Regions from separate parts of the Homo sapiens genome. Here region 2 is linked to region 1. Evidence: chromatin loops called from intact Hi-C (ENCODE). Cell type or tissue: endothelial cell of umbilical vein. All regions are shown on one strand.

Region 1 (5,000 bases):
TTCAACACCATAGGAGGCCTTTGAACTTTCTAAAAGTGCTCCCAAAATAGAAATCCTCATTTGATGCTGTTCTTGTGCAGATAACATGGGAACTGGACCTGGCTCTGCCAACAGATGTCAATACTTTCACGATGAAGAGAAATAGCGATTCCTTCATGATCTGCTTCAAAATATTGGAATAGATTTTAGTGATTCTGGAATGGATGAGAAGATTTGACAGAAGCATTGTTTTACTTTTTAAATTTTCCTTCAAATTACAAATCAGAATAACCATTTCCAGGACATTTTGCTTCAGCAAGGTCTTTTATTTAGTCGTGCAGCAAGCGATCTTGCAGGATGACTCAAGACAATACATCTTTGTGTTGGAGAAAATCCAAGTTTTTAATGCTTTCCAATTGACCCTTTTACTAAGGCAAAAGAGGCAGACTGTGCAGTGTATTTTCAGGATGTAAGGGATCACTTCAGCTTTGTTCGGTTCCTGCTTCCATAGGTAATATGTTCAACAATGCAAGCAAAATCCAAGGGGGCAGACAGAGATAAAGAGAGATTCTTGGCCAGGCGCGGTGACTCACGCCTGTAATCCCAGCACTTTGGGAGGCCGAGGCAGACGGATCACGAGGTAAGGAGATCGAGACCATCCTGGCTAACACGGTGAAACCCCGTCTCTACTAAAAATACAAAAAATTAGCCGGGCATGGTGGCAGGCGCCTGTAGTCCCAGCTACTTGGGAGGCTGAGGCAGAAGAATGGCGTGAACCCGGAAGGCGGAGCTTGCAGTGAGCCGAGATTGTGCCACTGCACTCCAACCTGGGCGACAGAGTGAGGCTCCGTCTCAAGAAAAAAAAAAAAAAAAAAAAAAAAAAAGCGAGATTTTTGCTGGGCACGGTAGCTCATGCCTGTAATCCCAGCACTTTGAGAGGCCAAGGCGGGTGATCATGAGGTCAGGAGATTGAGACCATCCTAACTAACACGGTGAAACCCCATCTCTACTAAAAATAAAAAAAAATTATCCAGGCGTGGTGGTGGGCGCCTGTAGTCCCAGCTACTGGGGAGCCTGAGGCAGGAGAATCGCTTGAACCTGGAGGCGGGTGCAGTGAGCTGAGATTGCGCCACTGCACTCCAGCCTGGGCGACAGAGCGAGACTCGGTCTCAAAAAAAAAAAAGAGGGATTCTTTTTTTTTGGTGATATATCCTAGCCTAAACTGATATTAAGGTATAAACAGATGTTCATAATCATGTTTCATTTTCAATTCATGTCAAAGAATGGCCTGGTAAATATTATAACAGGCCAATGACACCAATAATGTACCAAACTGTAATTTTGCATACTGCTTTTTACTTATTTATTATGAAACAATGCTTTCATAAAATGTTATACAAAAAGTTTTTCTCCCCAAAATATAGTTTTAAATATTGGGGAAGACGTACAAAAAAAGTATATTTTTCCCCAGGTTTGTGGATCCTCTAGAAGTCATCCATTAGTTCTCTGGCTTATAAACCAAGGGCTAACAACTTCATCTATCAATAAGGCTTTAATCTTCTGATACTAATCTATCTCTTCACTTTTACCTTCATCTATTAAGTATAATTGTCTGAAGTGAGACAGGAAATAATTAAAATAACTTGGAGCAGCAATTTCTAAACTGTGGTGCAAAGGGACACTGACGGCCCCTGGAAAAAACTCATCTTTCCCTTTGCCATTTCCTCCTCTCTCTCCAGACTTTTTTTAAAATCCCAATGTTTCTCTGAAATTGTGATGAATCTCTCAAGAGTTTTTGTGTATGAAGATTGACCACTTGCACATCTGAGAGAATATTGCCTTCTCCTAGCAGGGAGTTTTGACCTATGTGGGGTTTGGGAACACTTACAGCATTCAAAGATCCCCTTTAAAAGGGGTCTGGAACCCAAAGCTCCATTTTAATTTACACATCCTGTGTATCGTCTGTTACAGTTCTTTCTTTTCATGCTATGACTCTTCATCCTGCCCTTGCTCTGATTTTTACTGAAGACCAGCTACTTCAGCCTGTTCATGCATGATCACTTTTTCTGGTATTCTTTTTCCTTCCTCATGTTAAATCCTCATGTTCTTAAGTTTTCTAATTTGTGACCTTCTCATTTACTCTAAGCCTGGCCCTATATGGAGAGCTTCATCCTCCCAGCAGGGGTCACCATAGTTCCTTCCTGGAGAGCCTATAGGTATCATGTTAAAGAATCCACCCTCTGGTCTTTATACAGTTCCAGTTTCTATAGAACATTATAAACACTAAGGCTCAACATTCACATTGTATTCATGTCTGTCCTGATTTAATATTGACTAACACTTTAAACACTTTTTGAAGCAAGTAATGTTATTTTAAAATCGTATGTATTTGTTTTTGTTATAAATTCCTGGATGGACAGGAAAGATAACCCCCACATCATGCCTCATACATTGTAGATTAAAGTTCTTATCCTTAGATACAAATGTATAAAAAACAAAATTACTGTACTTTTTTGTTCTTTTTTTCTTCAATCTATACTTTCTCCTAATAAATTGGAGATATTTGAAGCACTTAGAAATTTGAAGCACTTAGAATCTAAGTATTTGAAGCACTTAGAATCTAAATGATGTAATATAAATAAGATTAAATTAGAATATATTTAATTGTTTTTTAGAATCAAGCATTCTCTTTAAAATTCTTTTCTATATTTATGCCATTTTAACTCATTGCATTGATTTTTAAAAAAATTACACAAATGAAAAAGAACCAGGAAAAGTTAGCTATGTGGTAGTTATGGAAACATAATAAAGTGATTATTTGAGTGAAACTCAGGGAGCAACTTGACTTAAACAAAGATATCACACCACCAATTCTACCTTCTCATTTGTGCATTATTAAATTAGATCATTCCTACAAGCATCAAATATACTATTGTTTTTCTAATCTTAAACAAATATGACTCTTTTTTTTTTTTTTTTTTTTGAGACAGAGTGTCACTCTGTTGCCCAGACTAGAGTGTAGTGGTGTGACCTTGGCTCACTGCAATCTTTGCCTCCTGGGTTCAAGCAATTCTCCTGCCTTAGCCTCCTAAGCAGCTGGGACTACAGGTGCGTGCCATCATGCCCAGCTAATTTTTGTATTTTTAGCAAAGACAAGGTTTTGCCATGTTGACCTGGTCTCGAACTCTTGACCTCAAGTGATCTGTCCACCTCGGCCTCTCAAACTGCTGGATTACAGGTGTGAGCCACCATGCCCAGCCAATACAACTTCTTTTGAGCCTACTTCTCCAGCTACTGCCCTGTGTCTCTGCCCTCCTCTGCAGCAAAAATTACTTGAAAAAGTTGCTTATACTTTCTGTCTTCTTCTTATTCAAATCAGGCTTTTCCCCACCTGCCCCTGAACTTGCTCTCGTCAGGGTAACCAGTGACCTCCATGTTGCTAAATCCAATGGCCGCTTCTCAGTTCTCCTCTAATTTGGCCTATGGGCAGCATTTGGCAAACATTTTCTTCACTTGCTTCCAAGACACCACAGAGGCTGGTTGTCCTGTTACTTAGTTGATCCTTCATGGCTGATCTCTTTCTGTATCCTCTTCCTCTTCCTGAACATTAGCATGCTAGAATTCCATAGGCTCTGGCATGGTCCTCTACTCTCCTCTACCTCCATTCACTTCCCAAGTGATCTCATCCAGTTCCATGACTTTAAATATCATCTGTTCCCTAAGAAATTTTGCTCAACTGCTGATAACAAAGATCCAATTACAGCAGCTTTGACACAAAATAGTTCATTCTCTTCCATATTAGGAGTCAGAAGGAGGCCATCCACAGCTGATATGGCATATTCACAAGGTCATCAGAAACTCAGGCTGCTTCTGACTTTCTGTTCCATCATCTTAGCACGTGGCTTATATTCTCAAGTCTGGGACTACAGGCACGCACCACCACATCCAGCTGATTTTTGTATTTTTAGTTGAGATGGGGTTTCACCATGTTGGCCAGGATGGTCTCAATCTCTTGATCTCGTGATCCTCCCACCTCGGCATCCCAAAGTGTTGCGATTACAGGTGTGAGCCACTGCTCCCTGCCTAAATGTGAAGTTCTAAGGGGGAAGAGGAAAAAGAATATTTGGTAAGTACCTAGTAGTTTCTGCCATAACATCAATATATCAAAGAGTCCCATATTCATATTTCCAGCCCTGCACTCTTCTCCAAGCCTCAAGACCACTTACTGTGCTTGGATGCACACTTGGCAACTAAAACTTAACATGAGCAAAGCATTGCCTTTGTAATGGAGACTCAAAGATGAATGACTGTGAGTTGAGGGAAGAATGAGGAGTGAGAAAGTGAAGACAGTGAATACAGTATAGAGAACTCTTTCAGGAGTTTTGATAGAAAGAAGAGCAGAGGAACAGAAAAATGGGAAGTAGCTGGAGGAGAATGTAAAATCTCAGGAGAATTTTGTTTCATTTTATAAAAAGAATAATATTTCAACCTATTAGTATAATAATGGGAGTGGTTTAGGAAAGAAGAAATGAATGACTCAGGGAAAGGGGAATAATTGTAGGAGTAAAGTCCTCAAGAAGACGGGGGAGACAAAATACAAAGCACAAATGAGATCAGCATTTGATGTAAATGACAGAGAAAGCAGAGTATGGGGGCACAACTTATAGGCAAGACGGCTCACTGAGTTTAAGCTTCGATAACGCACTTTGCTCCAAATACATGACAAAAATAGATCAAATGTAAAAAAAAGATAAGTCTAGGATAAAAAATAAGACAAACATCTCCTAAATGAAAATAGAACAAAAATGTCAAAGTGGCTAGACTGAAGTCACAAAGTTTATGGAAAATCCAGAAAGCATAAAGTACTGGTTAGGATTTCAGCTCCTGAGGGGCAGAGGACACTAAACTTGCTCCATGAGAAACTGAATCCAGTTTTACAGCTTGAAAACTCTTCTATTCTCAGGAGTGAGGCTGGAAAAAATTACATTTATTTATCTATTTTTTAGAGATGGGTTTCACTC
Region 2 (5,000 bases), 150 kb after region 1:
TTGTTTATTGTTTGTTTCTGTCTGTGCCCATTGTGATTTCTGAGTTGCCAGCTTGTCCCTAACCCAGTATGGGATACATGAAGCAAAAAAGAAACCCAGGGAACTCACCTCTCTGTCTTTTTTCAGGTTTCTAAATCCCTATTCAGTTGTTTCTCTTCTTTCCACCTTTCAGCATTATGTTTTGTTTGTTTCGTATGTAATGTCTGGAAATTTTAGCTGTAAAGTGGGAAGAATAGGGAGAAGGTTGTCTACTCCAAATTGTCCTGTGTCTTCCTTTTTCAACAACAATGTGAGAGCTGGATATTGAGTTCAATCCACTTTTCTATAACCTGATGTTATAGAAACGTGGTAGCAGGAGAGCTCTGTGCAATTGTGAATTGCCTTAATTAGAGAAACTGTAGTTTGTTTTGTCTTTAAACTTTGTTCCTAGCTTTCATATTGGAAGATACCCTTGCATATTTCTCCACATGAGAACTTATGTCTGAGAGAGTCTCTTCTGGTTATTTTATTACCGTTGATCTTCTAACAATGTGGGAGTTAAGCGTGCCAGCCCCCTGTGCAGTCAAAAATCTGCACATAACTTTTGACTCCCCCAAACTTAACTACTAATATCCTACTGTTGACCAGAAACCTTAAAGCCTTACTGATAACATAAACCATTGATTCATATGTTTTTATGTTATACATATTTTATATATATGTTATATATATCTATATATATAGCTAAAGAAAAGAAAATGTTATTAAGAAAATCATAAAGAAGAGAAAATATATTTACTATTCATTAAGTGGAAGTGGATCATCATAAAGGCTTTATCCTCATCATTTCCCATGGATTAGGCTGAGGAGGAAGAAGAGGGTTGGTCTTGCTGTGTTTCAGAGAAGACAGAGGAAGAAGAAAATTTCTGTATAAGCAGACCCACATAGTTCAAACCCATGTTCAAGGTGACACTGTACTTTGTTTTACCTACTTCTTGCTATGTAACTTTCGTACATGCATGCATTCTAACATAAAATAATTTTTCAAAGGGAGAGGTAAAGTACAAAATTCAACCAATCTTCTCTCCTACTCTTACAGTATCAGTGGAAACTCTCAGGATTTGTTGACTCACCAGTACTGTTTCTGACGTGTTGAATGGGTTAGATCAAGGTTTCTCAACTTTGAGGCTATTGACTTTTTGGTTCAAATACTTCCTTGTTTTTGCCCTGAGTAATGTTGGTTATTTAACGGCATCCCTGGCCTCTACCTACTAGTAGAATATGCCCCACTTGTAAGAACAAAATATGTCTCCAGACATTGCCAAATGTCCCTTGAGTGGCAAAAAATCAGTCCTGGTCGAGACCCACTGGGTTAGAACAAGTGCTATATTATTCTTTCCTTAATCCTCATTTTTCATTCCTTGGCAGATCTGTTAACATTTATGTCAGAAGATTGCACTTTTTTCCTGTTTGTTTACTGCCAAAATAGCTTTGGGATCCACTCTACTAGATTTTATTCAATTCATTTAACACTGAGGTAGAGTTTTCTCCTCTTTATTCTTCCTTTATTCATATTTTTACTCTTTGAACTTTTCCTGCATCGATATTCTCTAATGTGGAGAAGAAAACATTAATACACATGGCTTTGCTGGCTCCTCCATGTCTCTTCTATTTCTTCCAAATACTTCAAATAAGTTGTATACATGACATCTGTTATTACCTGCCATTTGATTATTAAATAATCTCCTAAATACAATAGGCCCATTAGTTTTCATCCTGGTTGATGTCTTTTTTATCTTTTACCTCTTCTTGAATCATAGTAGTACCTTAGAGACCTCATCTACTTTGTTAGCCTCAACTCTTCACTATGAAGATCACCAAAAGAGCAAGTCTAACATGGCATCTTACCTGTGCTCTAGTTTCATAGCTCTATTTTCACAAAGTATCTACTTGCGCGTCCCAAATCTGACATATTTGAAACAAGCTTGTCATCATTTCCTGCAAATCACTTCCCCTCTGCGTTTCTTATTTCTATCATGTACCCAAGTATCCTTTGTATTTCCACTTCAACTACTGTAATGTTTCCTTTGTTACCTCATGCCTGGGGTATTTGAAATAGCTTCCTACTTATCTTCCTGTTTCTAGTCTCTCACATACCACCTGGTATCAGATCAATCTTACTTAAGTTACACTTTTGTAATATTAAGTTCCTGTTAAAACCAAAACTAAACAAACAAAAACTTCAATCATCATTCTTCTTTACTACTTTCAGAATGTGGTGCCAGAGGGATCAAATATAGAGACAATGGTACCTAAGATTATACTTCACAATCAAACTAGATAGTGGGTTAATGTTAGTGTGCAAGTCTGCAACTTATTTAAAGACATTCCAATTTGCCTTTCTATAAAACTACATAAACTAGCTTAGATCACCAGAACAGAAATAACCACTTCTACAGTAACTCCTCTGAATTGTTTTATTATTTATTTAAATATTCACTGTTCTGCAATTATTCTAAAATATATTCGTAAGAAAACATGAATAAATATGGAAACAGTGTGATATGTTGGCTTGGGTGTGCTTGTGGTTAAACTTTTTTTTCTTTCCTTTAGAATTCTATTAATAGTAGTGCAATGTTTTTTATAAGCAAAAAGCTACAAAAATTAAAAGCAAAATATATTTATGATTTTATTTTTAAATTGGAATCAAAAACCTTGGAATGTTTTGCTCCATAAATGGATATAGGAATGTTTGCAACATAGACATTGTCGGAGGTAACCTGGATTATCATACAATAAAGTGGCAGTGATCAATCTTCTCTTTAAGAAGAGATAACTGATAAATTTTAAAGTTTGGCCTTGAAACCCAGCCCCAAAGGCGACTCAAAGTCTGTCCCATTTCCTCTCCATGAGTCCTTCCTTATTCAACCAAAAATTGAGGAGCATAAAACGAGTTGTCTTAAGTACTGTGTTTAGCTGCACCGAGGGGTGAAGTGTTGATGGAAAACCATGTGAATGGCTGCCTACTTACCAGCCTCATCTTATCCCATTCTCCTTTTCCCTCCTTATATTACAGCCATGCAATCATTTCAGTGCTTCAAATTTCACAGCTCCTTCCCATGTCACAGGAGCCACATGCATTTTCCTCTTCTAGCATGTTCCCCTACCTGTCCCTACCTCAGTTACTTTATTCCCACTCATCCTTCATGCCTCAATTTAAGTGTCAAGTCCTGGTTGATACTTAGAAATGGTGACTAAAGACAGGATTGCCCCCCGCCCACAACTCCTTTTTCCTATAAGAAATCATTCAAAAACAAGGAGAAAGAAAAACCAGAAATACTAACGTTATCTCCCACAACTTTAGCAGGTAGATGTAACTTTGAGCTGTAGGAAGGGAGGAAGAAATGCCAGATACAGGCAAGATAAAGTGGAAGTGCAAAAAGACACTCTGAGATGACTTTTAAAAAAGGTAGTATTTACCGTATTCTTACAATGCCACATGTACATGCATTATCTGCATGCCTTTTCAGGGATTGACCTCCTGTATTAGCCATTACAGCACTCAGTGAGATAAATGCTATTATGATTAGCCCTTTACTGCAGAAATAGAGTCATGCAGCTATTATGTGGCAGAGCTGTAATTCCAAATCAGAACTCACAGCACTGCCGCTGTGCTATGAGCAACGTGCAAATACCCAATTCATAAGGAATTTCCGTCATTCAAAGTTGAGTATTACCACAAAGTAAGCACACTGAATCTATGGAATTACTTCAAAAAAAAAAAAAAAGAAAAAGAAAAGAAAAAACTGTTGAAGGAATGGGGAAAACAAATAGTACAAATGGCAGATGAAGAATATATCCCAGAAGATTTTTGTTATGAACCAGAAGAAAAGTATTACCAAATATATTGCCATGAATTTAAAACATTTAATGAAAGAAATACTTATATAAAATGATGACTCAAAATACATCTAAAGAGTTTGGGAGGAAATGTGCTGAGAAGAGAAAAAAATCAAAGATGAGTGGAAAAGAGAAGTAAAATCTCATTCAAAATGAGAGTTAAAGTAGAATAAAGGAGAATAGTTACTACTGAAAGCATAGCATATAAAGGAGAAGATTTCAAAAATAAATAAGATTAAAGAAAAATGATAAATCTAGAGATAAAAATGAAGATTAAATATGCATAATGGATATCCCTAAAGAAAATCGACACATAATTGAACAGAAGCATAGATATAGCTTAAGGTCCCAGAAATAAAATAAGACATTAATCAAAAGACTGAAAAGACATACACTTTATAATAGTTACTGGCTATTTTCATCAATTTTTGCCTTAGGAAGAAGTATCAGACCATGATACGATTGTGATCCCTGGGAAGGAAGGAAAGAAGGAAGGAAGGAAGGAAGGAAAAGGGAAGGATGGAGAAGGGGAGAGAGGGAGGAAGGAAGGAAGGCCCTTGACTGTAATGCATTTCTGAGAAAATTTTGACAAAACCAGTGGAGAATCCTCTGGCCAACACTGTCCATTACAGGAGCATCACATCTCCCAGGAATAGTCCTGCCTTCGTATCCCTGCCACACTTTGTCACTGAGTAGGAGCATCTCATGGGAAAGCACAGCCACCTCCCAAACATAGTGTTGGGTTTCAGAGCATAACAGCTGAGGCCCTTTGTCAATTATGTTTCCTGCAGCAGGACAACTTAGAAGTGTGTTTTCACGGCTGTAATAGATGGAATTATGCATTTATCTCCATTCCCTTTCAAAACTCTACTGAAAGGGTGGTATAGAAATTAAAAGACCAACACACACACACACACACACACGAAAAGAATTGGAGAAAAGAATAGCATATGTCAACAACATTTTGAAATTGGAGAGCAGGTGGTAATTGACACAGCAGACCAGAAAAGGCTGAAACTTAGGCCAGTATGCGCGTGAAGCTCCTTAGAAACAGAAACAAAATGATTGCTCTCATCGTAACTCAAATATTAAAGGTAACTGGTAGCTCTGAAGACAGAAAG

Evidence for each region. Hi-C counts contacts between places; a loop is a spot of excess contacts. Peaks named below come from ENCODE experiments on the same cell type or tissue, not always from the same donor. Only the 100,000 strongest peaks of a DNase experiment are listed, where the experiment ranks them.
Region 2: a loop joins it to region 1, with 8 times the contacts of the local background. A loop is called at or near these places in 1 of 110 quality-filtered maps.

The regions. Positions count from the first base shown.
Region 1 is chr4:145,232,128-145,237,127 of GRCh38, forward strand. No RefSeq gene overlaps it. Among named protein-coding and RNA genes, the nearest start is that of OTUD4, 54 kb to the left of the region's middle. RefSeq lists a silencer at 2,140-2,239. In endothelial cell of umbilical vein, a CTCF peak has its summit at 2,155 (motif pointing right); DNase peaks (open chromatin) are centred at 394 and 2,194.
Region 2 is chr4:145,386,146-145,391,145 of GRCh38, forward strand. No RefSeq gene overlaps it. Among named protein-coding and RNA genes, the nearest start is that of LINC02266, 48 kb to the left of the region's middle. In endothelial cell of umbilical vein, no CTCF peak of the experiment used is centred here; a DNase peak (open chromatin) is centred at 2,146; H3K27ac peaks cover 1,952 bases.